2 separate regions of the Homo sapiens genome follow, and region 2 is linked to region 1. Evidence: read pairs that join two places in POLR2A ChIA-PET (ENCODE). Cell type or tissue: PC-3. All regions are shown on one strand. Links, peaks and the distances in the headings refer to the core of each region. The heading gives the core; the rest is flanking DNA.

Region 1 (2,807 bases), core at 117-2,616:
CCGCCAGAGAACAACCCCCCTTCTTCCTTTACCTACCCAAATCCTGTAAAACCCCATCTCCCTTCGCTGACTCTCTTTTCAGACTCAGCCCGCCTGCACCCAGGTGAAATAAACACCCATGTTGCTCACACAAAGCCTGTTTAGTAGTCTCTTCACATGGACATGCATGAAACTGACCTCAAGTAATCCACCTGCCTCAGCCTCCCAAAGTGCTGGGATTACAGGCATGAGCCACCACGTGTGGCCTGTTTGTTTTTTGAGACAGTTCTGTCACCCAGGCTGGAGTGCAGTGGTTTGATCACTGCAGCCTTGAACTCCTGGGCTCAAGTGATCCTCCCACCTCAGCCTCCAGAGTATGGGACTACAGGCATGCAGTACCATACCTGGCTAATTTTTTTGATTTTTTTTTTCTTTTTTTGTAGAGATGGGGCCTCACTATGTTACCCAGGCTAGTCTCAAACACCTGGCCTCATGCAATCTGCTTCCCAAAAGCACACCCAAAAGGTGTGAGCTACCATATCCCACCTACTTAACTCTTTTGTATCTCAGTTTCTTCATATGTAAAATGGGCATAACTGTCGTGCCTACTACACAGCTGAGTTAATAATTGGCATGGACTCAGTAAAATAAGAACTATTATTGTTAGGCCTCTTTGGAGCCATGGCCACAACAGCATGCCTATCTTTACTCTAAAAATTTTGCCCAACTAGGCTCAGAATTCTCTCTCAACCATCTCCAATTTTACAGTAAAATGAACATTCTGTCTCCAAGGTTCCCATTGCTTCTATGAGACCAACCAGTGCCTCTTTGTCAGCCAAATGCAAGGATAGAACAATGTTTATCACCGTGGCTTCCTTTGACTTAAGAGATGGTATTAGCAGCAAGTGTGAAATGACCTATGTTTATCAGGAGTCTTCCATGGAAGTCATGGTAGTCAGATCTCCTATCACGATTACCTCCTGCCTTGGTGCAGGGCGTGATCTCTGTACTAAGAACGTCTTTCTCCATCTCATCTCTGGCCAGGCCAGTTATAGCAACACAGCACTATCACTTCAATCCTTCTATTATTTTGTCTTCACTCAAACCACAGATAAGAGGATCTTCCTACAGGTATAGGGGAGAAGAAAATTTATTTTTCCTCTACCCTCCTAGGTTTTTTGGCTGGGGCCCTGCAAATTAGACTGACGAAAGATAGATTAACAAAAGAAAAACAGACAGAAGTTTATTATTAACACATGCATACACACAGGATCGCTCAATGATGAGTGACTCAAAGGAGTGGTCAGAAATTGGGCTTATAGAGCACCTTTTAAAAAAATATAAATTTGTAAAAAAGTGACAAGACAGGCCGGGTGCAGTGAGTGGCTCACGCATATAATCTCAGCACTTTGGGAGGCCGAGGCAGGCGGATCACTTGAAGTCAGGAGTTTGAGACCAGCCTGGCCAGCATGGAGAAACCCTGTCTCTACTAAAAACACAAAAATTAGCTGGGCATGATGGCGTGCACCTGTAATCTAAGTGACTCTGGAGACTGAGGCAGGAGAATCGCTTGAACCGGGGAGGCGGAGGTTGCAGTGAGCAGAGATTGCACCACTGCACTCCAGGCTGGGCGACAGAGTGAGACTCCATCTCAAAAAAAAAAAAAAAGAAGAAGAAGTGACAAGACAAAGGGAAAGAGCTTTAGGCTTCTGGAGGTGGCAAACTGTGGGAAGGTAAGTAGATGGGAAAAGTAATGGAAGATAAAGATTGCCTTAGTGAGGTTGGTTATGTAGGTTCCTCCAGCGCCATCTCTGGGCTGCTTAAGAGTCCAGAGTTGTCTCCAGCGACTGAGAATCTTCCTGTCCTCCCTGGTAGGGAGACATGGGGAGCAGAGAGTTTCTCTTTGTTTCTATTTTTTTTTTTTTTTGAGGCGAAGTCTCGCTCTGTTGCCCAGGCTGGAGTGCAGTGGCACAATCTTGGCTCACTGCAACCTCTGCCACCCAGGTTCAAGCGTTCTCCTGCCTCAGCCTCCTGAGTAGCTGAGATTACAGGCACCCACCACCATGCCCAGCTAATTTTTGTATTTTTAGTAGAGATGGGGTTTCGCCATGATGACCAGGCTGGTCTTGAACTCCTGACCTCAGATGATCCACCCACCTCGGCCTCCCAAAGTGTTGGAATTACAGGCGTGAGCCACCGCACCTGGCCGAGAGTTTTTCTTGTGTCTGCTTCATCTTCATTGCCTTCAGCTCAAAATGATCTTAAGGTTAAAGTGTTGTACTTTGGGGAGTGGCATGTTGACCCCTTCACAGATGTTCTTCATAATGAATAGTGCTTCTCCTCTGCTCCGTTTCCCAAATCTTTCATTTCAACCAGTCACAGCCTTTTATTGCTCCATTCCAACTCTGATCCTATTTCATTGAGTTTCATCATTGATATCAAAACAAGGATAAATGTCAAACCCCAGAGTAATCTGGTGTCCACTCTAAAATCTGCTCATCTGGCCTTTCAAGTCTTCTTTGGTTACTCAGTGATGGGCAAAAACCCCAACGTTTTCCTGAGGATGGGCTTTTTATCTATATTATTCAAACTCTTAGGCATTTTTATCTAAGATATATTTCCAGTGATGATATAAATCAATTCCAGAATCATAGATTAAAGTGAATTCAAAGCATATATAACAATTTCAAAAATATTCATACCCAATAATTCCACTCTCAGGCATCATTTCTCAGGAAACAATAGAAAATGTGAGCAAAGATGAAAAGCTCTACCCTGCAGCATTATTTGTAACAGTAAGCACTTGAAGACAAACAAAACATTATTAT
Region 2 (2,807 bases), core at 246-2,745, 270 kb after region 1:
GACTCTCTCTCAAAAAACAACAACACTCATGCCTGTAATCCCAGCACTTTGGGAGGCCAAGGCAGGCGGATCACGAGGTCAGGAGATTGAGACCATCCTGGCTAACACGGTGAAACCCCATCTCTACTAAAAGTACAAAAACAAAATTAGCCGGGCGTGGTGGCGGGCACCTGTAGTCCCAGTTACTCAGGAGGCTGAGGCGGGAGAATGGCCTGAACCCGGGAGGCGGAGCTTGCAGTGAGCCGAGATCGCACCACTGCACTCCATCCTGGGCAACAGAGTGAGACTCCATCTCGGAAAAAGCAAACAAACAAGCAACAACAACAACAAACCCCACTAAATTCTGTAATTCTGATTTTATGCAAATACTGTCTATGAAGGGTCCACAGAATTACCTAAGCAACATTAATTTGTTTTCACCTTTTTTATATGGATAATCTCAAAAAAAAGAAAAATTGATACTGAAACCACTTCAACTTGAAAAATTAACAAGCCAAAGTCTCAGCAAAACATATCCCAGGAATTATATTAATTTTTTTGCTATTTATTTTCCATTCTGAATTAATATGTAAGTTCCATGAACATGGAGATTGTAGTTCTAGTGCTTTGGACAGAATCTGGCACATGGTAAATGTTTAATAAATATTTCTTGAATGAATTTCCTTTCCAGTCTAGACAATAAAATCCAGTGAGTTTGATTTCAGACGAGATTGGGTGCGTTCAGGGTGGTATGGCCATAAAAAGTTTGATTTCAGATAATGTGATTATAATGGGAACTTAATAACAAATATACTAGAACTTTCTATATTAACACAAGTCTTCACCCTTTCAAAACAATCACCCTGGAGACCTGTATACTTATTCCAGTGTTGCCGACCTTGTTCTAAAGAGGTGCTTCAAAAACGTTTCATACAAGGTTTGTGTGTCTTTTATCTCATGAAGGTAAAAACAGAAACAAACCAGAACAAATACTACCATGGCTTTCATTGGAAATCAAATTTTGGTTTAATAAATTGAATTTCCAGTCATGAGATTTTCTGATATGTCTGGTACCCCTTCTGGTAGTTTTATTTAGACTCTTGTAGAAAATCTTTCACATGAACCAGTCTTAAATTATTCCAATCACAAAAGAAAAAGTATAATGCTTTCATTACCTGTAATTATCCTGTAACTCATAAGTCCTTTTGCTGGTTTCAATGGACAGGCTTCCTCGTTGGGACAGAAAAATAGGTAGCAGTTGGGTTGTCTAGCTGTTTTTCGAGTGTCGAAGATCATCAAGTTACATGCTTTGTCCCCTGCAATGAAAGGTTTCATAAGCATGATTTTGAAATGCGATTTTCTAAAGAGTAGGGCAAGTAGGAAAAACTTCACTTATTATGGAGTCCAACACAAACACCTTTGTTCATTTTGTTCACTTGCTTGCTGACCGCTGAATCATTTCCTTTTCCTTAGCTTAGTTGCTTAAGGCAATTTTAAAAAACATTGGGTTTAGCTTTTTTTTTTTCACAAGGTGGCACCGAAGGCGAAGAAGGAAGCTCCTGTCCCTCCTAAAGTCAAAGCCAAAGCAAAGTCTTTAAAGGCCAAGAAGGCAGGGCTGAAAGGCATCCACAACCACACACACACAAACACACACACACACACACACACACACACCCCTAAGACCTGCATGTCACTTACCTCCAGCAGCTCAAGACACTGTGGCTCCAGAGGCAGCCCGAGTATCCCGGGAAGAGTGCTCCCACATGTTTGACCACTCTGCCATCATCAAGCCCTGACTACTGATGTGCTATGAAGATAGAAGACAACCACACACTGGTGTTCACTGTGGATGCCAGGGCCGGCAAGCACCAAAGAGGCTGTGAAGAGGCTCTCTGACACTGATGTGGCCAAGGTTACACCCTGAGCAGGCCTGATGGAGAGAAAGAGGCATGCGCTCTGCTGGCCCCTGCCCACAATGCTTTGCATGTTGCCTACAAAACTGGGATTATTTATTTTTTTTATTTTTTATTTTTTGAGATAATGTCTTGCTCTGTCGCTCAAGCTGAAGTGCAAATGCAGTGGCATGATTTCAGCTCACTGCAACCTCCACCTCCCAGGTTCAAGAGATCCTCCCACTTCAGCCTCCCGAGTAACTGGGACTACAGATGCAAGCCACCACACTCGGATTTTTTTTGGTATTTTTTGTAGAGATGGAGTCTCTCTATATTGCCCAGGCTAGTCTTGAACTCCTGGGCTCAAGCTGTTTGCCCTAGTTGGCCTCTGAAAGTGCTGGGATTACAGGTGTAAGCCACTGCACCTGGCCATCTCTTGGATTCTGAAAGCATCTCAGATGCCTAATAAAGCCATGAGTGGAGTCAGTAAATTATCATAGATATCATGGCTCCTTCCACACAGGATCTGAGTAGTATATGGAATACAGTCTATCTTTTAATTTTTATCTGTACCATTCTTTGTGTTTTTCTTCCAATTACCCCTCTCTCCTTGTCATATTTGCTTTTCTATGTTCCTTCCTTCCTTACTTTTCACTGTTAACTATAATTTCTGGTCTCTTTTCTTTTCTTTTTTGAGTCAGGGTCTTGCTCTGTCATCCAAGCTGCAGTGCAGTGGAACAATCATGGCTCACTTCAGCCTTGACCTCCTGGGCTCAAACAATCCTCCCACCTCAGCCTCCCCAGTAGCTGGGACTTCAAGCGTGCACCACCATGCCTGGCTAATTTTTTGTTTTTTGTAGAGGCGGGGTCTCACTATGTTGCCTAGGCTGATCTTGAACTCTTGGGCTCAAGCAATCCATCCCCCTCAACCTCCCA

The links. Peaks named below come from ENCODE experiments on the same cell type or tissue, not always from the same donor. Only the 100,000 strongest peaks of a DNase experiment are listed, where the experiment ranks them.
Region 2: POLR2A ChIA-PET joins it to region 1 with 10 read pairs; 2 of 35 experiments call an interaction of 5 or more read pairs at or near these places.

What each region holds. Positions count from the first base shown.
Region 1 is chr12:12,063,904-12,066,710 of GRCh38, forward strand. It overlaps a transcript of BCL2L14 not described here. Among named protein-coding and RNA genes, the nearest start is that of BCL2L14, 5.6 kb to the right of the region's middle. RefSeq lists an enhancer at 1-155. In PC-3, for the core only: no CTCF peak of the experiment used is centred there; no DNase peak of the experiment used is centred there.
Region 2 is chr12:12,337,266-12,340,072 of GRCh38, forward strand. MANSC1 (MANSC domain containing 1) reads right to left here. Exons shown (of 4, transcript NM_018050.4): 3 at 1,155-1,295. It also overlaps the pseudogene RPL23AP66. Among named protein-coding and RNA genes, the nearest start is that of MANSC1, 12 kb to the right of the region's middle. In PC-3, for the core only: no CTCF peak of the experiment used is centred there; a DNase peak (open chromatin) is centred at 1,436; H3K4me3 peaks cover 927 bases; H3K27ac peaks cover 1,359 bases.